Linked DNA regions of Homo sapiens: all the other regions are linked to region 3. Evidence: read pairs that join two places in POLR2A ChIA-PET (ENCODE). Cell type or tissue: OCI-LY7. All regions are shown on one strand.

Region 1 (8,000 bases), 370 kb before region 3:
TCATAAAAAAAATTAGGGCTTAGAGAGAGCAGGTGACTTGGGTGAAGCCTGGATCACCCTGGCTGCAGAGCCAATGATTTTGGTATCTTACCCTGTACCGAGCATCAGAGAAGTTTCAAAAGACAGCTGGTACCCCCTCTCACGGTGGGTGTAGCTTGGTTAAAGAGATAAGACATTTGGGAAAATAACTAAAATACAAGCAAGGCCCTGAAGATGTTAGTACCCCATCAGTAATTCAAAGTTTTGAGGTTCGCAATGTGAGAGCCCTCTGGCTGTGCTGCTCAGAAAATGCTTGTAGACAACAGTTGGCTTTTGCATCAAATTATAGTAGTGGATTATAACCCATTGAGTAAAACAAGAATCCGTGAGTCCATACAGTGACAATAAAGAAAGAAATGAATGAATGAAAGGATTAGAAAAGCTCTTTCTTTACAGTAGAAGGAATGATAGAGTTTAAAGAGTACCATTTTGCCATCATTATAGGAATAATTGATTTGGGCAGGAGACATCAATGGATGCTAAAACTCCTGGGTTAAAGAAGCAAGATATTTGCATAGCCTCAAGGTACCTCCTTACCAACTATGTATCAACTAGAAAGGCAAAGATAGTAACTTTCCGTAGGAGAAACTGGCCAACAACACTTTAACCAACTGATCAAAGTTAACATCACCGGTAATGGCACCAAGCAACTCCTTGAGCCTCTGATGCAATGCCTTGAGAAGGACAATGTCACTTACGTGGTATCACTGCTAAAAATGCATAGTCTGACTCTTTATCACAAGAAAACAGCAAACAAACCCAAAGTAAGGGCCAGTGTACAAAACAAGTGGCCTGAATTCCATTAAAATGTCAATGTCAAAGCCAAAGAATTGCCAAGAAACTGTCCCAGATTAAAGGACAGACTCATGACAAAACAGGGAGCATCTGATCCTGGTTTGGCTCCTGGAATGTGGGGAGGAGGGACAATACATGGAACATTATTGGGACAATTGGTGAAATTGGAATAAGGTCTGTACCTTAGATAATAGTATTGTATTGATGTTACATTTCCTGATACTGATAATTAGACTACGATAGTCAGTGAATGTCAGCAAATGTCTGCAAATGTCCGTGATTTTAGGAAATACACATTGAAGTATTTAAGAGTAAATTTGCATCACATCTGCAAATTACTCAGTGTGGGGGAGGAAATGTATATAAATACATATGTGCAAATTAGTCTCATAGGATTTGGGAAAAAATAATGTGTGTGTGTGTGTGTATTTGGAGGAGGAATGACAAAGTAAAATGTGGCAGATGTCGACGAATGAATCTGGGTGAAGGGTAGATGAGAACTTTCTGTACTTTTCCTGCAACTTTTCTGTAAGCTTCAAATTATTTCAAAATCAAAATCTTTTTTGTAAAATTGACTTTTGAACTGCACATCCCAGGTACTCATATTTATAGTCCTTATGAATCCATGCTTTTCAATTACCTAAAAATTGCTATCTTCAAAAAGATGCTAGTTTCTAGCTTCCTTAGCATTACCTAAACTTGCCTGGCTATTCCTGTCTTATGTATCTCCCTCTCTTTTGAGAAAATTCCTTATTATTTAAATTATTATTAACAGCTAGGCTTATTAAACACCTACTACATACCAGGTCTTATGTATATTATCTCATTTGCACCTTACAAAAATCCTCTGAAATGTTAATCCTTTTATATAAATGAGAAAACTGGGATTCAGGGAAGTTAAATAATGTGCAAAAGTTCAAACAGCTGTAGCTGTAGAACCCAAACTGAGTGCAGATTTGTCTGACTCTGGATTCCACGTTCTTATTGTCTCTGCTGTGTTGCTTTCCTTGGAAGATTAAGAAATAGGTACCACTTTGGCCGGACATGGTGGCTCACACCTGTAATTCCAGCACTTTGGGAGGCCGAGGCAGGAGGATTGCTTGAGCCCAGGAGTTTAAGACCAGCCTGGCCAGCATAGCAACATCTCGTCTTTACTAAAAATCAGAAGGATTAGCTGGGTGTGGAGGCACATGCCAGTAGTCCCAGCTACTCGGGAGGCTGAGGCAGGAGGATCGCTTGAGCCCAGGAGATTGAGGCTGCAGTGAGCTATGACTGAGTCATTGCAATCCATCCCTCCAGCCTAGGCAACAGAGCAAGACTCTGTCTCAAAAAAACAAAAAAACCCAGAAATAGGTACCACTTCAAATTTTACGCTGTTATTTCTTACATGAAAAATTGTCTCCAATCCGCTTTATGTATACTCATGTTATCTTCAATTAAATTGTTAAAATTTTTAAAAGCAGAGCTCAGTCTTAGGTTGTCTTTGGATCTTGGACAACACATAGCATCCTGCCAGCGCTGAGCATATAATATATACTTAATAATTATATTGATTGATGGAGTCTTAGAAAACACGGAAAGAAAATTATCATATCACTTTCCAGAGATTCTGAAAATTAAGTTTCTTTTTTTCAAGTGAGTTAAAACTAAGTATTCATTATAATAATCTGTGGTTTCTCAAGCACTTTGCCTTTTGTAAAGCACTTCGTCGTTTTCTCTGTGTTTTAAAGCAGAAATCCAGCCATCTACAGAGATGGTGGAAAGTCAGTCTACATGTCCAAGTAGTCTCCTGATTGTTAGATTGGATGAAGCTTTGATTTCAATTGAACCTTACAATGCTTGCCTGTTAAAATGGGGAGGAATTACTTCCTTTACTCTACAGATACAGTGTGAGGTTCACTGAGTTTAGGACTTGCCCAAAAGGCCAGTTAGAACATCTGGCCCTGGTTCTTCCATCCCCTTGCTGAGGAGTGAGGCTCTGTTGAGTTGTTCTACACTTTTTTTTCATCCGTTCACGTCAGTTGTCTTAGTCAAGCAGTGTATCACACATGCATTCATCACTGGGTTAGCAAACAATGTTGACAACTGAGAAGCAAATATTAGCATTACTTTGATTTCTTAATTTATTTATTTTTATTTTATTTTATTTTTGAGATGGAGTCTCGCTCTGTCGCCCAGGCTGGAGTGCAGTGGCACGATCTCGGCTCACTGCAACCCCCACCTCCCGGATTCACGCCATTCTCCTGCCTCAGCCTCCCGAGTAGCTGGGACTACAGGCACCCACCACCACGCCTGGCTAATTTTTTGTATTTTTAGTAGAGGCGGGGGTTTCACCATGTTAGCCAGGATGGTCTCGATCTCCTGACCTCATGATCCGCCCGCCTCAGCCTCCCAAAGTGCTGGGATTACAGGCGTGAGCCACCGTGCCGGGCCTGCTTTGATTTACTTTAAAGCAGCCATATTTTTTAAAGGCCAATGACATAAATATATTTACTTTTTAAAAAAGATTAGTCAACTGCTCTGTAATAGGTACCTTGTAACCATATAATAAGCAGACGTGTATCTTTAGTTTTCATCTTAAATAATTATTTTGCATAGCAGGCTATTTACATCTGGCCCACATGCCTCTTTCAGACAAGTCAATTATACATCTGCTTTTGACCACGATGTGGGGGAGCATAAACAGGATGGCATTGTTAGGGGAAAAAGAAAGGAAGAACCCAAATCGGGCATGAAGAAATGACTCAGAAAGTGCAGTGAGGGCAGGTGTTACATCTTATGAAGCCTCGCTGGGAGACAGGATCAAATCACGAAAGCAACTCTCAGCTGGTTGCTTACTGATTCAGCTTTTCCAAGTCCTGATTTCTTGGCACTTCCTCTTGCAGAAGGAATGATGACTTTTTCTAGAAATTGGTAGTGATTTTTTTTAAACAGCTTTATTGATGTACAATTCACATACCATAAAATTTACTCATCTTAAGTGGACAGTTTGAGTTTTAGTAAATTTATACATTTGTGCTACCATCATCCATGATTTGCTTTTAGAACACTTCCACCACCCCCAAAACCTCTCTCTGCTTCCTTGCCTGCTCCCGTCCCTGGCCTCAGGCAAACACTTGAATTGATTGTGGAATTTTTTTACTTTTGCCAGCATGTCACCCCAGCTACAGCCAACTGATCTATGGGTCAATTGTCTTGTCTCAGAGGGGTTGGTCTCAGTCTAGCTTATGGAGATGGCATAGCTTTGTAAGTGTGACAACTATTGGTTTCCAAGTTGACGTTTGGCCCCCATGAGAAATGCCTTGGCGAGAACTGAGATATCCTTACTCATGTCATTCAGAAATCACAGATGTGTCTCATATTTTCTATCAGTAAGGCTCTCTCAGAATTGCCTGTTTGTATTCTTAATTCGATAGAAGGTTTGGTTAAATTTTTAAAAAAGGAAAACACCATAAGGGTTAAGACAGTAGCATCTAGCTATTGTATTTTCGTTTTAATTTCATGATGTTTGATGTCCTGCAACTCAAGCATGCACAAATGATCACGTGGTCTCTTGTTTCCCATAGAAAAGCCCTGGTCTCATCCTTGCAGGGGTTTCCTTTAGCCTCTGGCCAAACTGCCATATCTGAAAAATCAGAAATAAAAGGCACATGTAATGCGGACTCATTAGTTTTCCTCTTATTATTCAAAGGAGCACATGGAATATGGGGTAGACTTGAGTATCCTTTTAAAGATAGCTTTGTTAAAAAGCTAATTGATAGCCCCCTCGGCATAGCTTTAAAAAAAGAATCCGATAGAAAAAGCAGGATACAAAATTTTGCATGCAATATGCTCAAATTATTATGCTTTATATGAGAAGGGAAGAGCTAGAGAAAATTTAACAGAACAAAATTCCCCCGGTGGTTGTCTTTGGATGATACAAACGGTATGGTTCTTCTCTCCTTCTCCCTACACTGCCTCCTTTCTACTTTCTGTGTTTTCCTAATACAGGAGAGGGCTTTTGTGCTTGTAAAAACTAAAAATAATGTACTGAATCATATTTCCTTTAATGAGTCTCAGTATTCTTAACTCTAACAATAAATATTAGCATTCCTTCTAGCTGAGTAGTCAATTTGCCCAGTTGCCTTACAGGTTAATCAATGCCTCCAGCACTTCTACTCTGAACAAGTGAGTTTGAAGATTCACACCTGGCAGATGTTGAAAGGAGGTCGGCCACTGGCCTGACAACCAGGATTCTTACTTTAATATATATATCTAGCCTTACCTGTCTCGTAGTGAAATTGCTGAAATTTGAAGAGAGGCTTGCTAACTCAAGCTAATCAAACACACATGAAAACATGAGCCAGAATGCCAGTTCATAAAAATATAGGGAGAAGTAGAACCATCACCTAGACTGGACATTCCAAACATTTCCCCGTCACTTTTACTACTTCTACTGGTGGCACTACCATGAGCTGCACTTTAGGGCCTGCTGCATGGGCCTGCCACATGACAGATGTCCTTCATCACCCATCTTCCAAACAGCCCTCCAAGATTGATTCCTGTCCTTTATTCTTAAGAGACAGGTTATCTCCAAGTTCTCCAAGGAGGTGCAAATTCTTCCCCCAAACTGCAATCATATTCCACCCTTTATTTCTGGTCCAATCAGAGCCTGAGACCTGATGGGTGAGGGGAAATCCCTTGTTCTCTTTTTATCTGCTTCAGCCCCCTTCTATCTTCAGATTCAGTGTTCTTGTCCAAAAACCGCCTGCTGATTTGATGAGCTACCTTCTAATTTAAACAGACACCAGGTGTTTGGGTCAGGTGGTCGCTCATAGCATCCACCAAAGTCCAGTGTACCTGTATCACAGCATTCATACAAGAACATGTAAAATCTTATACTTATTATAATTTCAAAAGACCCTGATATGTGTTTAATTGGAACTTAACACTGCATAGTCAGAGAAAAGGCAGTGATTTTCATTGTATGAAGAAACTGGGACGAGAAACAGCTGTGGCTTTCAGGGTTCTGTGCCTAGAGGCTCAGCTCAGAATGGCAGGATTTGTTCAACTCTTAGTCAAGGTGCTTGGGATTCCTTCCAGAAAGACCCTGTTGTGTTGTTCCCATTGGTTATAGGAGTGGCAGGGCACGGGTGGCAACCTGGTATGACAGCCAGGGCCTCCTGCAACAAAGTCAAGTGAAGAGCAAACCATAGCAGCCACACTGTTTGCCTAGGATTTGAGTCCTTTCTGGGATTTAACACACAAAAATGAATATTAGTTATGCTGGAATTTTCCAAAAGACCAGGTGAGACGTCAATAACTTAGAGACTGGAAACATTTTTCAAAGCCCCAGCCACCCAGGCTGGAGTACAATGGCGTGATCTCGGCTCACTGCAACCTCTGCCTCCCGGGTTCAAGCAATGCTCCTGCCTCAGCCTCCCGAGTAGCTGGGATTACAGGCACCCGCCACCACGCCCAGCTAATTTTTTTTGTATTTTTAGTAGAGACAGGGTTTCACTATGTGGCCAAGCTGGTCTCAAACTCCTGACCTCGTGATCCACCCGCCTCGGCCTCCCAAAGTGCTGGGATTACAGGCGTGAGCCACTGCACCTGGCCTGAGTTTGTTGTTTTATGTGGGATTTCTTGCTTAATAGATATGGCATCTGGTGAACTGGTGAACCTAGAGTATATATCGGGTATATATGAGTATATATCAGGTATAGTGCATGTTACCAGGAGTACAATCCCAGCTCTAAATGTTTTGCAGACAAAAGTAATGAACTTGTTACATAGCTCAGAACTCATAATAAGGACTTCATCAGGAAATCTAAATAGTTCTGATGTAATCAGAATTTATAAAGCCTAATACAATATTTCTTGGCAATCATATTTCTCCTCTGCAAGGCTGATAAATATAAACAATTTTATAAATACAGTTATTACTCAACAGAGTTATATGATCTTGTTTATGAGCTGTCTCCTTTTCACTTCTATTTCTAGGCAACTCCAAATGTCTGCAATTTCAAAACAGAATTTTACATTATATGAAAAATACACAAATACCTTTTCTGTATAAAAATATAATACAGAAAAGATTAAAATGTTTCTGACTACCACTCAATCCCACCTCTCCATAGACTGTGTGTAGTTTCAGAACTTTTCTATTTGTGTTCGTGGTTTTATATAGTTTTGTTTTTGGCATTCCTACTATCATACTCTGTTTCATTCTGTAGTTTATCCTGGGGATCTTTCCATGTGGCCATGTTGTTTTTAACTGCCACATAATGTTATTGTCAAAATTATAACATAATTTTGAGTGTTAACCATTCCTGTAATGACTAACATTTATATCATTTCCCATTTTTCCATTACTATTAACATTGCCTGTGATGAATATCCCTGTATATGCCTCTTCATGCATTTGGGTATTTCCCTAGAGGAGCTATCAAAGAAGTGCCCTGTTAAAGGATTAGTATGTTTTGCAGCTTAAACAGATACTGCCAAATTGTTCTCCAAAATTTTAATTCCATTTTACATCCCTACCAGCAGTAATACTGCAATTCTACTGTAGTCCTTTCTTTAGGTTAAGGCTTTTGGTTCAATGGAGCACCTGCTATTAAAATGCAGATTACTCTGGCAGAGGCAATTAAGCCTTTAAAACCCAAAAATTTTAGAGGTAGTTTTTCTGAAAGCTGGGGACAGACCAGGTCTTTGGGACTTCTAGGAAGCCAGGGAACAATCTAAAGATATAAGATGCTAAGAGGTAGGAGTGGAGTGGTCAATAGAATGACAGTTGATAACGAAGAGGTGCATGATCAGTTACAACTGGAGAAGAGCTGGGGAAGCTGGAAGAATAGTAGCGAAGAACTACCACCCCTCCATCAGACTTGGGAGCTATGGGGAAGGGAGTGTTTTGTATACTTTTGTCCCTAATACCTCTACACTACCCTGCCCCAACCTCCTCCTTTTATTTCTTCCAGAGCCAGACTTTGTGTGTGTGCGTGCTTGTTTTATGACTCTCCTTAGGCCATGTGTCACCTTTTAGGGGAAATGATGGCAAGATAGAGAGATCTCAGCCTAAATCAGCTCTGGCCAAATTCTTTCTTGATAGATAATGATCATTTCTAAGACTACAAAAGCAAAACAAAACAAAACTGCTCACTCTAGTCACATTCCTAGTGGCC
Region 2 (8,000 bases), 390 kb before region 3:
TTTATTGTGTGCCTGTATCAAAATGTCTCATGTAACCCCTAAATATACACACCTACTGTGTACCCATAAAAACTAAAAAATAAATAAGTTAAAAAAAAACAAAAAAGAAGTTGCTATCTGGAGATTAAGGAGAGATTTTATGTAAGTATCCATTTCAGGGATAAATATTGAATTTCTAAAATTTAACCTTTAACTACTTACAGTCCATCCATATGGCAGATTGGCAGATTATATTTTCCAAAGATGCCCTCAGTAATAACTCCCACCCCGCATGATCTTTCAATAAAGTGACTCTGATACTCTGATACATGGAGAGATGGGGGTTTATGTTCTCTCCCCTCAAAACTGTGGCTTTCTCAATCAATAGAGAATGTGATTTCTAAGGCTAGATCATAAAAGATCATTCAACTTCTACCTTATTGGCTGGAATACTAACTCTTGAAGCTATCAGCCACCATGCAAGCAGTCTGACTATCCTGAGACTACCATGCTAGGAGGAAGCCCAAGCTACCTGATCACATAGAGAGACCTGAGATGATAAGAAAGAGAAAGATGCCTGGCCAGCCCCCAGCTCCTCCAAACCCTGCTGTTCCATGTCCAGCCACCATCTGACTGAGGAGAGACCCTGAGCCAGAACTGTCTGGCAGAGGCCTTCCCAATTCCTGACTCACTGCTGTTGTTTCAGGCCACTACATTTTGGAATGATTTGTCACACAGCAATAAATAACTAGATTGGTTTATACGGTCAGACACAGAAAAAGGTCAAATATGACCACAGTGTTGTGTTATTCCTATCAAATTTCTTCCCTGTGAGGTAAATAACATGATAGTAGCAGTCACAGAACAGCCAAATCTAAAGCTCACCTTCTCCTCCTGCAGAACATTGGTCTAAGAAACCCATTCTTAAATTGTATATTAGAAGCAAACTGTTGCACATTTTGGTTTGTTTGCCGGGGGAGGATTTGGGAAAGTGGAGTTGGTACCATTGAGAAGGAGTTTAGTTTCAAACTGGCTAATCTAGCATGTGAACAAACAGGAATCCAAATAACTTGTTTTCAAAGCAGAGCTGTCTCAATGTAGCAAGTATAGGTAGTGCAAACCTTACTTCAGGAAGTGTCCTCAAATTGGGGTCCCACTTAGGAGATGGAGAAAAAGAGAAGGAAAAGTGCCAGTCGCGGTGGCTTGCGCGTGTAATCCCTACACTTTGGGAGGCTGAGGCGAGTGGATCGCCTGAGGTCAGGAGTTCGAGACCAGCCTGGACAACATGGTAAAACTCCAGCTTTACTAAAAATACAAACAAATTAGCCGGGCATGGTGGCGGGTGCCTGTAATCCCAGCTACTCAGGAGGCTAAGGCAGGAGAATCACTTGAACCCAGGAGGCGGAGGTTGCAGTGAGCCAAGATCGCGCCACTGTACTCCAGCCTGGGCAACAAGGTTGAAACTCTGTCTCAAAAAAAAAAAAAGAAAAAGAAAGAAAGAAAAAGAAAAAGTAATTGGATTGACTACTATGCTCTGACACCTGCAGTACATTCTGCCACAACTGGCGATCCCTTACTTCCTCCAGCCAGTTGACTGCTGGTCTTTCCTTTTCTACCGCTTCTCTTCTGCACAGGCCTCCTTCTTTGATACCTAAAGTCTGCTGTTCCTCAAGTTTAAGTTCAAGGTCCAGTTGAGAATAGTCATCACGATACTTTAGTCCCAGTGATAGTGCCTTATATCTCTGTGGATTTTTGCAGTTTTGAACAACTTTTACAACCATGGTCTCATTTAAACCACAGAACAACCCTGTGATGTAATATCAATGTCTCTAATTTCACAAATTAGGAAACCAAACGAATGGATTAGCTGGTTAGCACTGAGATGTTCTGACTCCTCACTGGGCGCTCTCCACCCCGGGAGGTCCACTTAGCCAGCCTGGAGGCAGCAAAAACTGTGTTTCTCTGGAGGGAGGAGAGGTGATTTGTTCTTCCTGCCCTCCCCCTTCAATCACCAAACTATGGCCTATTTGAGGTATGACCGTTTTCTCTTACAACACGACTAATGTCCTCAGTTGGACACTTGGTTTTGCAAATGGAAACCTGCCCCTGTAATGACATAAAGGTCAGGAATTGCTCCCTTTTCAGGCTCCCATGACATTCCAAAAAAAGTTTGCCCTTTGAATTTTGTCATAATGGTCTTTGGCCTAAAATAGGATAGAAATGGCACGTGGTGTTTCTTTTTTAAGGGTCATTTTTTCTTTCCAGATCCTCAATGTGTATTTCTTCACATTAGGATGTTTTCCAGATGTAGTTTTTGTTTTGGTTTGGTTTTGTTCTTTGGTTGTCACAAAATGGCTCTTTCCCTCACTGATGGAAGAAAATAACCAAAGCAGGAAGGGACTAAGGGGCTGCATTAACTCAAGATGTTTTCATAAATGTGAATATACAGTAATCAGGCTAAAGGTACTGAAAAAAGCCCTATTGAAAGGATGCATAGTTTTTCGTGTAGGGGACTAGTTTCACTCCTTTATAATCCAGCTGGGGGAGTATAAGCCTGGCCAAGCCTGGCACATAAGATTCTGCATATGGTAAAAATGACCTTCCCTCTATCATCTCCCTTTAGGTGAATCATAGATCTTGAGTGTAGGTACACAGGCAAGGCCTTCCTGGGCACAAGAGGAGTTTGAAGCCATCGAAATTTTCAAAAAATAAATACGAAGTCTAAGGCAGGTGTGGTGGTCTGTGCCTGTAGTCCCAGCTACTCCAGAGGCTGAGGTGGGAAGATCATTTGAGCCCAGGAGTTCAAGTCCAGCTTTGACAACCCCGTCTCTTAAAACAACAACTACCACAACAAAAAGCAAGACAAAACAACAACAACAACACATAAATGCAAATTCTGAATCACAGATATGTGTACACATATTTCATATTGCATATTGACAGAAAACTACAGAGTCTCACTCTGTCACCCAGACTGGAGTGCGGCGGCCAGATCACAGCTCAGTGCAGCCTCGATCTCCTGGGCTCAGACGATCCTCCCATTTCAGCCTCCTGAGTAGCTGGGACCACAGGCTCATGCCACCACACCCAGCTAATTTTTGTATTTTTTGTAGAGATGGGGTTTCACCATGTTGGCCAGGCTGGTCTCGAACTCCTGGGCTCAAGCATCTCCCTGCATCGGTCTCCCAAAGTGCTGGGATTACAGGTGGGAGCCACCACGCCTGGCCAAGCTTCTCATACAATGAAACATCCAATCTAAATAAACATGTTTTATATTATTATAAAAGTAATAGCTATCACTAAATAGCATTTCTAATGTGCCAGGCACATGTACTAATTCATTGAGTGCTCACAACACCCTGAGGTAATTACTCCATTTTATAGATGAGAGAATGGAGGCTCTGAAAAATTACTAAGAGGCAGAGCTTGGTTTTAAACCTAGGCCGTCTGGCATCAGAGTCTGGGCTGTGCTGCGGCTGTGGATGTAAATACACAGACTCCAAATTCAGAGCCACAGTTCCCACAGCAACTGCCAGTTTGTAGCATGTTCAAAAAGCCCGAGTTCTCCCACATAACTTAGCTGAGTTGTGGCTGCCAGATCTTTTGGCTTAGCAACTCGAAACAGAGACTGTCCACGTAGGCTGAGGTTCTCAGTTGATACCAAGGCGTTGATGAGACTCTTCAGGCTTCTATTATAATCAAGAAGAAGATTTTTCACATCCTCCATCTGAAAGGTTCATTATTCCAGCTGGGTAAGCTGTGTGTCTGCAAAGATGCCCTATCATCAGGAAATGAAATGGGCACTTTTTCTCCAAGTAAGCAATGCATGCTGATAAATAACGCCATATCAGTGGCGTGCCTTCTCCTTCCTCTTGCAAACGATTGACGCCTCAGAGATCTGAACAACCCCACAAAAGGGGAGGAAAATGGAGAAAAAACAAACTTGAGAGAAAAAAGGAATCATTCCTTTTCTTTTGTGAGGACTTTTGTCTGATCCGTGCCCACATGTAAAGTATCCCTTGATCAATTTTGTCTTAATTACTGAATGTAGGAAAACAAGCTCATTGTTAATTCATGCAGTTTTAATTTATGCATAGGAGAATTATGCAGGATAATTACCTGCAGTTGAAGGAAAATGAATAGCGTCAGATGTGGTTAATTCACGCATGGTTTACCCTTCTATCTCTCTATCAGAAAAGATTTAAAGTGGTAACCAATCTGAATGATATGCAAAATTGCATTGGTTTGCTAAGTAGAAGTATTTTTTTTATTTGCATCACAAATAGAGTTCTCAGATTTGGACTGACTAGATTTGAATATAATTTCCAGAACAATAGCTGTGATTCACTGACTTAACTCATATGTTATCTCTTCCAGAAGTGCCCATTTTTCAAATCAGTGCAAAAGAAGCTATCTTCATGGGCCCCATGTTAGCCTGAGTATAGTTTCCTTTATGAGGATAATTCAATGAGAATGATAATTATTTCCTATATCAAGATTTGTGGGAGATTTACGGTAATGATCACACTACTTGTTCCCACATTGTCCCTGAACCTTCATGATCCAGTGGCTTCCAAAAACTGAAACAAACAGCTGGAACAAATTATGGGGCAATGAATGGACATCAGTGGAAATTTCCTTGTGACTTTTGTCAAGCAATAGATAGCTGCTAAGGCCTCTTTGAACTCACACCTAGTAATTGAGAGAAGGCTAAGAGGTGGTTCAAGTTTACTGAAAAAAAAAAAAAAAAAAACTACTCCCTGATGTTGAGTTGAGACAGGTTACAATAATGAACAATTTTGAAAGGAGAATACCAGTATCAAAAGGAGGAGCCAGAGAAAGTAAATATGTTTTTGTTATGACGGAGCAGTAAATTTTACTCTGAGCTTCCTTGTAACCAGGCAGAAAGGGGAACAAAGGAAGTTATCACCTAAGTTCCTGCTAGCAGAAAGATGGGCATACAAAATACAGCAGTTCCTTAAAGGACACATTCCCTTAGTGATGAATTGTAAAAGTAATGTCTTATATGGGAACGTATACACGGGAGGTTAAATTGAGCTAGTTCATTGCAGTGAAGTTCAAGAGGCAACACCTTGCATATTGATCTTCATTCTTATTTTCTTATCCCTCCATCAAGCTCTCTAAAGATCCAAAAAAGGACAACCAAAGGAAATTTCACAAAGAGAAAAAGGAAGATCTCTATTTGGCTCTCAATTGCCCTTTTTTGAGAAAAAGTGATACAACTTATCTAAGGCAACTTTACTTGCCATAATCAGATTTTGTCTGCAGAAAATATTAGCAGGGTGAGTTGAAGATGACTTACCTCCTTGCCCCACACCCCCTCACAGAGGACCCCAGCTTAGACAATGGAGTTACAACTTCATAATAATCATATTACTGTGCCAGAACTTATCGCTTCAGATTATAGGTTCTAGTAAGACCAACTTAAGTAGGAAAACACAGCAAAGTATAAAAACACAAAGCTTTGTTTAGGTAAGGCCATTTGTCTTTTTACCTTTGACCTTAGTGATGATGATGATAATAATAGGATAATAGGTGTCATTTAACTGAGTGCATATTTTGTGCCTAGCATTACACTTTGGCTTGATGTTTCCTTCCTTCCTTGCTTCCTTCCTTCCTTCCTTCTTTCCTTCCTTCCTTCCTTCCTTCTTTCTTTCTTTCTTCAGGGTCTGGCTCTGTCACCCAGGCTGGAGTGCAATGGCTCAATCTCTGCTCTCTGCAACCTCCGCCTCCCGGGTTCAAGCAATTCTCCTGCCTCAGCCAGGCATGGTGGTGCGTGCCTGTAGTCCCAGCTACTTGGGAGGCTGTGAATCCCTTGAGCCTTGGAGGTGGAGGTTGCAGTGAGCCGAGATCCCGCTGCTGCACTCCAGCCTGGGCAATAGAACCAGACATCATCTCAAAAAATAAATAAACAAGTAAATAAAAATAAAAACACTAACTGTGACCATCTTTAAGATTCTCTGTAACTTAAGGCCCTCTGGTAATGAGAGGTATGATGGCATGAAATTGCCTCGGAGCCAACTCTCAGGAAATATGTAATACATACACATGTAAAGTTTAGACGAACTTTCATTTACTAAGACAAATGCCCTTATTAAACAATTTTCCTTGACTCTGGAAGTGCTAACAGAAACATAACTGGTAAATTTGATACTTGCCATTTCCTGCTGCGAATATTAATTGTGGCACACAGTGTAATCCGGAATCCAAATCTGGAGGATGGCGGAGGGGGAGGGGTGCTATGACTGGCTGTGTGCAGCCACCTGTCCACGCTGTGGCCCCCTTCTCTCTTCACCCTGAATACCCCAGTCTGAACAGTTGGAGGGCATCTGCTCCTGGGGCTGGAACACCCGCACTGCTGACTCAAACAATAAACTCATCCTGCCAAATGATGTATTTTTGGTACAGAAAAAAATTCTGGCCCTCCTAGGAATCGAAATACACTCTTAAGTGAATGCCTGTCATTTGTGAAAGACATTGCCTAGTTCACATTCTGAACTCTGCTCATCCCATTTGATTAGACTCAACACCCACATTCATTGCTCCCTGTGTTTTCACTTCCAATGTATTGGGATGAGGTTTGAGAAATATACAGTGTGAATGGCGTTCTTCAAAAAGAAAATGTTCAGAGCGGCTGATTGTCTGGAGGGTTTCACTGAAAAGCTCACAATCATATCATAGAAAATTGCTCTTAAAAATCATTCCTTCTGGTGGTAAAATACCCTGGGATCCTGTGCCACATTTAATACCAACTTTATTTATTTATTTATCTATTTATTTTGAGATGGAGTCTTGCTCTGTCACCAGGCTAGAGTGCAGTGGTACAATCTCAGCTCACTGCAACCTCTGCCTCCCGGGTTCAAGTGATTCTTGTGCCTCAGCCTCCCGAGTAGCTGGGATTACAGGCACGTGCCACCACACCCAGCTAATTTTTGTGTTTTTAGTAGAGATGGGGTTTCACCATGTTTGCCAGGATGGTCTTGATCTCCTGACCTCGTGATTCACCTACCTTGGCCTCCCAAAGTGCTGGGATTACAGGCGTGAGCCACCGTGCCCAGCCTATTTTTTAATAGGAAGAGCCAACTATTTTTGACCTCCTGATATTATGTAGTCTCTATAACTGAATCTCATCTTATTAATTCAACTTTCAAGAGAGTTGAGAATGCACAGTAGTTAAAAATGACAGCCCAGGTACATGATAAAATTCATGAAATCAACCTCCTTTGAAGTTTTTTTTCCTCTAGGAGATGTACAGGAATTCTCAATCTAGACTTTAGTAAACTGGAATTGACTTGATAATATATCCTCATCGCTGTAACAAGAACAGCAATGAACCCTTTCGCTGTTTAAGCACTTTCCATTAATTGACCTATATAATTTTCATAGCGACCTATGAGTTTGGTTCTTTTATTATCCCTATTATACAATTAGTTCTGGAAAACTTAAGCAACCCGTGAAAGCCACACAGTATAAAGTGGTGCTGCCATGCCGCAAACCCAGGCAGGCTGGATTCTTTGGTCTCAGCACTGCTGAAGTAGAAGGCATTTGTTTTGTTAGTGAAACTATTGGAAAACACAGGAACAGATGACAACAAGTTCCAATCCTGACACGGGGCTCCTTTTAAGTCTTCACAACAGTGCAATGAAGAAGTTCTTTTTTATTTTTTTATTATTTATTTATTTATTTATTTTTGAGACGGAGTCTCGCTCTGTTCCCCAGGCTGGAGTGCAGTGGTGCGATCTCGGCTCACTACAAGCTCCGCCTCCCGGGTTCACGCCATTCTTCCGCCTCAGCCTCCCTAGTAGCTGGGACTACAGGTGCCCGCCACCACGCCCAGCTAATGTTTTGTATTTTTTAGTAGAGACAGGGTTTCACCGTGTTGGCCAGGATGGTCTTGATCTCCTGACCTCGTGATCCACCTGCCTTGGCCTCCCAAAGTGCTGGGATTACAAGCGTGAGCCACAGCGCCCGGCCGAAGAAGTTCTTTTAAATCCTAAGAT
Region 3 (8,000 bases):
AAAGTACATTATTCCAGCTGGGCACGCTGGCTCACACCTATAATCCCAGCACTTTGGGAGGCCAAGGAGGGAGGATCACTTGAGGCCAGGAGTTCCGGATCAGCCTGGCCAACATGGCGAAACCCCATCTCTACAGAAAATACAAAAATTAGCCAGGCGTAGTGGCACATGCCTGTAATCCTAGCTACTCAAGAATCTGAGCACGAGAATCACTTGAACCCAGGAAGCAGAGGTTACAGTTAGCCAAGATCACGCCACTGCACTCCAGCCTGGGCAACAGGGCAACTGTCTCAAAAAAAAAAAGTTAAATTATTCCCTCCTGCTTCTCATGGTTTCTAAAATGACCATAGATGCACAAAATCTTTGAAATTAGACTTTTTTATTTTTATTATTTTTTGAGGCAGGGTCTCACACCTATTGCCCAGGCTAGAGTGCAGTGACATGATCACAACTCACTGCAGCCTCAACCTCCCAGGCTCAGGTGATCCTCTCACCTCACCCTCCCAAGTAGCTGGGACTACATGTGTGTGCCACTAAGCCCAGCTAATTTTTTTTTTTGTAGAGACAGGGTTTCACCAGGTTGTCTAGGTTGGGCTCAAGTGATCCTCCTGCCTTGGCCTCTCAAAGTGTGAGGATTACAGGTGTGAGCCACCACGCCTGGGCAGATTTATATATTTTATCTGTTATGTGTTTATGGACATGAACAATGTGAGTACAGATACATATATGTGTATATCTAGATATAAACTAGTAGAAAAAAGCACACCATCTGAAGAGAAACACCATAAACAAAAATTTTGTTCCACCTTGATTTTTTCTCTTTTGGACATTTTTTTATTATTTATTTTTTTTAATTTTTAATTTTTTTTTTTTTTTTTTTGAGACAGAGTCTCACTCTGTCGCCCAGGCTGGAGTGCAGTGGTGTGATCTCGGCTCACCTCACTGCAAGCTCCGCCTCCTGGGTTCACACCATTCTCCTGCCTCAGCCTCCTAAGTAGGTGGGACTACAGGCGCCCGCCACCACGCCCAGCTAATTTTTTGTATTTTTAGTAGAGTTGGGGTTTCACCGTGTTAGCCAGGATGGTCTTGATCTCCTGACCTTGTGATCCGCCTGCCTCGGCCTCCCAAAGTGTTGGGATTACAGGTGTGAGCCACCGCGCCCGGCCCTCTTTTGGACATTTAAAAGGATAAATAAACATCTACTTACAGGCATACACATTAAGTTTTTAGCAAAGAACATTTCATCATTTAAGGGAAAAAAAACTCAAAGAAAAAGACCTTTCCATTTCTCTAAGTACTTTTAGACTAAACACATTTTTGTTCAATTCAAAAACATCCATTTCAACATTAATTGTGTGTTTCTGGAATCTCTAACTCTAGATTATTGAAAGAAAGATGCATTCCAGAATTGAAAAAAATACAGTGGAGAACTTTCACCCACTTCATATACAACAAATAATGCAAAAATAATGGGACCCTCGCTGCCCCAATTTCTTTGGTTTTGTCAAGCAGGAACCTATGTCGTGCCACAAAGAACTGTCCAAAATATCCCCAGAGGATGGTCAGATATTACTTTATTCAACCAACAGACCTTTTTTTTGAAACAGAGTCTGCTCTGTCACCCAGTCTGGAGTGCAGTGGCACAATCTTGGCTCACTGCAACCTTCGCCTCCCGGGTTCAAGTGATTCTCATGCCTCAGTCACCTGGGTACCTGGGATTACGGGTGTGCACCACCATGCCTGGTTAATTGTTGTATTTTCTGTGAGGGGGTTTCATCATGTTGGCCAGGCTGGTCTCGAACTCCTGGCCTCAAGTGATCTGCCCACCTCAGCATCCCAAAGTGCTGGAATTACAGGCATGAGCCGCCGTGCTTGGCCTGCGACAGAGCTTTTAACACTCTGCTGGAAATCTTTCCAAAATTGGTGATCAGGATGAAATAGTATTTTTATAACCTATCAAGATAAAATATTAGAAAGACATTTGTTTTCTTTGAAACTTGAGTCACATACCTTTCCTGTAGTTGTTGAACCAGTAAAGGAAATTTTGGACACCAGAGGATCAGTACAAATTGCCTCCCCTACTTCCTTGGCATTCTTTCGAGAACAGGGAATAACATTGTATACACCTGAAGGAATCCCAGCCTGGCTTGCAAGCTATAAAGAGAAACAGCAAACATGTGCCAACAATTTACCAAACTGAAAAAAAAAAAAAAAAAAAGAAAAGAGAAATAAATAGATACTTAACCCAAAAAGTAATGGAAGAAAAATTAAGCTGACACTGGGGACAGACTAAGAATATATTTGAAGTTTAAATATAATTCTTATTAGTGCTAAAGTCACGTTAATATTAATGGGTTGTTAAAGATCATTACAATAAAATTTCTACCGGACATGGTGGCTCATGCCTGTAATCTCAGCGCTTTGGGAGGCAGAGTTGAGAGGATCACTTGAGCCCAGGAGGTGGAGGTTGCAGTGAGCCAAGGTTGCGCCACTGCACTCCAGCCTGGGGAACAGAACAAGACCCTGTCTCAAAAAAACAAACAAACAAACAAAATTCTTAGAGTATAAGTTTCTTTCTTTCTTTTTTTTTTTTAAGACAGTCTTGCTCTGTCACCCAGGCTGGAGTGCATTGGCATAATCTCCACTCATTGCAACCTCTGTCTCCCAGATTCAAGTGATTCTCCTGCCTAAGCCTTCCGAGTAGCTGGGATTACAGGTGCGTGCCTGGCTAATTTTTGTAGTTTTAGTAGAGACGGTTTTCACCATGTTAGCCAGGCTGGTCTCGAACTCCTGGCCTCAAGTGATCCGCCCACCTCAGCCTCCCAAAGTGTTTGGATTACAGTTGTGAGCCACCGGGCCTGGCCAGAGCATGCATTTCAATGCCACGGTCTGTTCAAACTAATAAAGAAGCAAATAAAAAAACCTGAATTTCTGCCCTGAGAAAAATCAAAGGAGATGCCAAGAAAAAAGTTACTTGATTCACCTGTAGAATCAAGGGTGGGAAAGTGAAAAGGGGCATTTAATGAGCACCTACTAGGTGCAGGGCAGCAGTGCAAAGCCTTTCCATAGGTGATTTCCCAGGGGGATGATGAAGAAAGGGAGGCATAGCAGAGAAGAATGCAGCCAAGGCCACAGCTAGTAACAGAACCCGCATGCAAACCCACAGCTACCTGATCTGGACACTCATGCTCTTTCCATAGAGATTCCCTTTGGATAAGACATATCCTGAATTATTTTAATTTCTGGATTCCATTAACAATTAGCTTATTACATAAATCTGACTGGAGATTCTGGGAAGATGAGTTTGTGAGTCTCCCTCAATATCCTCATGAAAACAGCAATTAGACAGCAAACCCCAAATCTCAGAGACATTCACAAGACAATTACAACAAACATTTACAACAAGGTATCTCCACAAACCACAAATTACAAGTGGGTAAGAATATACCACCTGTGTTGACAAGACCTGACCGTCATATCAGCACCTGTGTGAGAGGAAGCAGGGGGCAGCAACGGGCCGTGTGGTATACCCAATAACAGAGAACCCCAAATAGTCCACAGCTGTTCCTCTGAGAACAGCAGCTGTAAGTGGGAGGGCCTTGCCCTATCAATAGTAGGTGAGTACATGGGATGCTGCAATGTCAATAGTAGGTGAGTACATGGGATGCTGCAATAAGGAATGAAGGGCATGGAGAGTCCAGCCCCTGGGAGCCGTGTGATGAAAGATGAGGAGGCCCTGATAAAAACAGGGGAAGGGGATGGAGCCAGCCAGGAAGCAAGCTACCTTATCTTTGAACACGATACACAAGGAAGCAAAAGGTACACTGTGAAGGAAAAGAAGCTATATTCCTAACTGGGCCTTCTTCCAAAAGTTCAGAAAACTAACTTCACATAAAAATAAAATTCTGACAAGAACACTGAGGTCAAATCCCATAAAAAGTTGTTAAAAGAAAAGAGGCTGGGTGTGGTGGCTCATGCTTGTAACCCCAGCACTTTGGGAGGCTGATGTGGGAGGACTGCTTGAGCCCAGAAGTTCTATACCAGGCTACGCAACATAGTGAGACCCTATCTCTACGAAAAAATAAAAAACAAAATTAGCTGGGTATGGTGGTGCACACCTGTAGTCCCAGCTACTTGGGAGGCTGAGGCAGGAGAAACGCTTGAGCCTGGGAGGTCGAGGCTGCAGTGAGCCGTGATAGCAACACAGTACTCCAGCCTCTGTCTCAAGAAAAAAAAGAAAAAAATAGAAAAAATAATAAGAAGTAGAATAATATCCCTATAGACAACAAAAGCATACCAGAAAGACATGCCCACAAAACAGACCCAAACTGGGCCAGGTGCGGTGGCTCACACCTGTAATCCCAGCATTTTAGGAGGCCAAGGTGGGTGGATCACTTGAGGTGAGGAGTTCCAGACCAGCCTGGCCAACATGGCAAAACCCCGTCTCTACTAAAAATGCAAAAAATAGACGGGCATGATGGTGTGTGCCTGCAATTCCAGCTACTTGGAGGGCTGAGGAAGGAGAATCGCTTGAACCAGGGAGGCGGAGATTGCAGTGAGCCAAGACTGTGTCATTTCACTCCAGCCTGGGCAACAAGAGTGAAACTCTGTCTCAAAAACAAAACAAAACAAAACAAAACAAACAACATTAAAAACCAGACCCAAACTGTAACTTACAATTTCAAAACAAGGTAAAAGATGACAAGAAAATCACATCAAGACACAAAAGAACAACCAACATGAACTGAGGCTAGAAAACTTTGGAAATGAGGTGAAGGAATATAGGAAAGAATCAGAAGAAAGAAGTAAATCATTTCAGAAATGAAAACCAAATTAGAAGGAACACAAGCATGAACAAACACAACACATAACCTCAAGAAAAATCGAAGGTGAAAAGAAAGATAATTTTAGAGATCATGGTGGATGGGAAGCAGGACTAGATTGCAGCTCCCACTCGGATGGACAAAACAGCATGTGGAGGCTTGCATTGTGAACTTTTGCTCCAGAACGACTGCAGGAATAAATCAGGAAAACTGGGAGAGCATACAGATCCTGTGAAGGAAGCAGATTGCTCCTGCAGGACCTGGGAGACACCCCAAATACTGTGCTGGTATCTACGGCTGAGAGACCCACAGATGGTTCACATCACAGGACTCTGTGCGGACAACCCTCAGTAGCAGCCTGGAGCCTGGTAGACTTGCTGGGTGGCTAGATCCAGAAGACAGATAACAATCACTACAGCTCGGCTCTCAGGAAGCCACATCCCTAGGAAAAGGGGGAGCTACTACATCAAGGGAACATCCCGTGGGACAAAAGAATCTGAACAACAGCCTTCAGCCCTAGACCTTCCCTCTGACAGAGCCTACCCCAATAAGAAGAAACCAGAAAGCCAACTCTGATAATATGAAAAAACAAGATTCTTTAACACCCCCCAAAAATCACATGAGCTCACCAACAATGGATCCAAATCAAGAAGAAATCCCTGATTTACCTGAAAAAGAATTCAGATAGTTATTTATTAAGCTAATCAGGGAGGCAACAAAGAAAGGCGAAGCCCAATTTAAGGAAGTCACAAAAAAAAAAAAAAAGATACAAGAAATAAGGGGAGAAGTTTTCAATGAAATAGATAGCATAAATAAAAAACAATCAAAACTCCAGGAAACAATGGGTGCACTTATAGAAATGCAAAATGTTCTGGAAAGCCTCAGCAATAGAATTGAACAAGCAGAAGAAAGAACGTCAAAGCTCAAAGACAAGGTTTTCAAATTAACCCAATCAACAAAGACAAAGAAAAAAGCATAAGAAAATATGAACAAAGCTTCCAAGAAGTCTGGGATTATGTTAAACAACCAAACCTAAGAATAATACGTGTTCCTGAGGAAGAAGAGAATTCTAAAAGTTTGGAAAACATATTTGGGGGAATAATCGAGGAAAACTTCTCCAGCCTTGCTAGAGACCTAGACATCCAAATACAAGAAGCACAAAGAACACCTGGGAAATTCATCACAAAAAGATCATCCCCTAGGCACGCTGTCATCAGGTTACCTGAAGTTCAGACGAAGGAAAGAGTCTTAAGGGCTGTGAGGCAAAAGCACCAGGTAACCTATAAAGGAAAACCTATCAGATTAGCAGATTTCTCAGCAGAAACCCTACAAACTAGAAGGGACTGGGGCCCTATCTTCAGCCTCCTCAAACAAAGCAATTATCAGCCAAGAATTTTGTATCCAGAGAAACTAAGCTGCATTTATGAAGAAAAGATACAGTCTTTTTCAGACAAACACATGCTGAGAGAATTCGCCACTACCAAACCAACACTACAAGAACTGATAAAAGGAGCTCCAAATCTTGAAACAAATCCTGGAAACACATCAAAACAGAACCTCTTTAAAGCATAAATCTCACAGGACCTATAAAACAAAAATACAATTAAAAAACAAAACAAAACAAAACCCAAAAGTATTCAGGCAACAAATAGCATGATGACTGGAATAGTACCTCACATCTCAATACAAACATTGAATGTAAATGCCTTAAATACTCCACTTAAAAGATACAGAATTGCAGAATGGATGAGAGTTCACCAACCAACTTTCTGTTGCCTTTAAGAGACCCACCTAATACATAAGGACTCACAGAAACTTAAGGTAAAGGGGTGGAAAAAGGCATTCCAATCAAATGGACACCAAAAGTGAGCAGGAGTAGCTATTCTTATATTAGACAAAACAAACTTTAAAGCAACAGCAGTTAAAAAAGACAGAGAGGGACATTATATATTGATAAAAGGCCTCGTTCAACAGGAAAATATCACAATCCTAAATATATATGCATGTAACACTGGAGCTCCCAAATTTCTAAAATGATTACTATTAGACCTAAGAAATGAGATAGACAGCAACACAATAATAATGGGGGATTTCAATACTCCATTGACAGCACTAGACAGGTCATCAAGACAGAAAGTTAACAAAGAAACACTAGATTTAAACTACACCCTGGAACAAATGGACTTAGCAGATATTTACAGAACATTATCCAATAGCTGCAGAATATACATTCTATTTATTAGTGCATGGAACTTTCTCCAAGATAGACCATATGATAGGCCACAAAATGAGCCTCAATAAATTTAAGAAAATTGAAATTATATCAAGCACTCTCTCAGACCACAGTGGAATAAAGCTGGAAATCAACTCCAAAAGGAACCTTCAAAACCATGCAAATACATAGAAATTAAATAACTTGCTCCTGAATGATCATTAGGTCAAAAATGGAATCAAGATGGAAATTAAAAAATTATTTGAACTGAATGACAACAGTGATACAACATATCAAAACCTCTGGGATACAGCAAAGGTGGTGCCAAGAGCCAAGTTCATGGCCCTAAATGCTTACATCAAAAAGTCTGAAAGAGCATAAATAAATAATCTAAGGTCCCACCTCAAAGAACTAGAGAAACAAGAACAAACCAAACCCAAACCCAGCAGAAGAAAGGAAATAACCAAGATCAGAGCAGAACTAAATGAAATAGAAATAAACAAAAATACAAAATATAAATGATACAAAAAGCTGGTTCTTTGAAAAGATAAAATTGATAGACCATTAGAAGAGAAGAGAGAAAATCCAAATAATCTCAATTAGAAATGAAATGGGAGATATTACAACTGACACCACAGAAGTACAAAAGATCATTCAAGGCTACTCTGAACACCTTTACACACATAAACTAGAAAACCGAGAGGAGATGGATAAATTCCTGGAAATATACAGCCCTCCTAGCTTAAATCAGGAAGAACGAGATATCCCGAACAGACTGAAATGGTAGTAAAATAATTACCAACCAAAAAAAGTTCAGGACCAGACAGATTCACAGCAGAATTCTACCAGACATTCAAAGAAGAATTGGTATCAATCCTATTGACACTATTCCACAAGATAGAGAAAGAGGGAATCCTCCCTCAACAAATGGTGCTGGGATAATTGGCAAGCCACATGTGGGAAAA

What was found. ChIA-PET counts read pairs that join two places held together with the same protein. Peaks named below come from ENCODE experiments on the same cell type or tissue, not always from the same donor. Only the 100,000 strongest peaks of a DNase experiment are listed, where the experiment ranks them.
Region 1: POLR2A ChIA-PET joins it to region 3 with 18 read pairs; 1 of 35 experiments calls an interaction of 5 or more read pairs at or near these places.
Region 2: POLR2A ChIA-PET joins it to region 3 with 9 read pairs; 2 of 35 experiments call an interaction of 5 or more read pairs at or near these places.

The regions. Positions count from the first base shown.
Region 1 is chr6:24,879,394-24,887,393 of GRCh38, reverse strand. The region is part of intron 1 of RIPOR2 (RHO family interacting cell polarization regulator 2); the gene reads left to right. Among named protein-coding and RNA genes, the nearest start is that of RIPOR2, 53 kb to the left of the region's middle. In OCI-LY7, a CTCF peak has its summit at 234; DNase peaks (open chromatin) are centred at 2,803, 3,553, 4,131, 5,573 and 1 weaker place; H3K4me3 peaks cover 3,570 bases; H3K27ac peaks cover 6,865 bases.
Region 2 is chr6:24,895,683-24,903,682 of GRCh38, reverse strand. The region is part of intron 1 of RIPOR2 (RHO family interacting cell polarization regulator 2); the gene reads left to right. Among named protein-coding and RNA genes, the nearest start is that of RIPOR2, 36 kb to the left of the region's middle. In OCI-LY7, no CTCF peak of the experiment used is centred here; a DNase peak (open chromatin) is centred at 1,562; H3K4me3 peaks cover 1,074 bases; H3K27ac peaks cover 4,709 bases.
Region 3 is chr6:24,509,321-24,517,320 of GRCh38, reverse strand. ALDH5A1 (aldehyde dehydrogenase 5 family member A1) reads right to left here. Exons shown (of 10, transcript NM_001080.3): 5 at 2,011-2,154. Among named protein-coding and RNA genes, the nearest start is that of ALDH5A1, 18 kb to the right of the region's middle. RefSeq lists a silencer at 3,490-3,579. In OCI-LY7, a CTCF peak has its summit at 3,519; a DNase peak (open chromatin) is centred at 3,520; H3K4me3 peaks cover 1,523 bases; H3K27ac peaks cover 4,722 bases.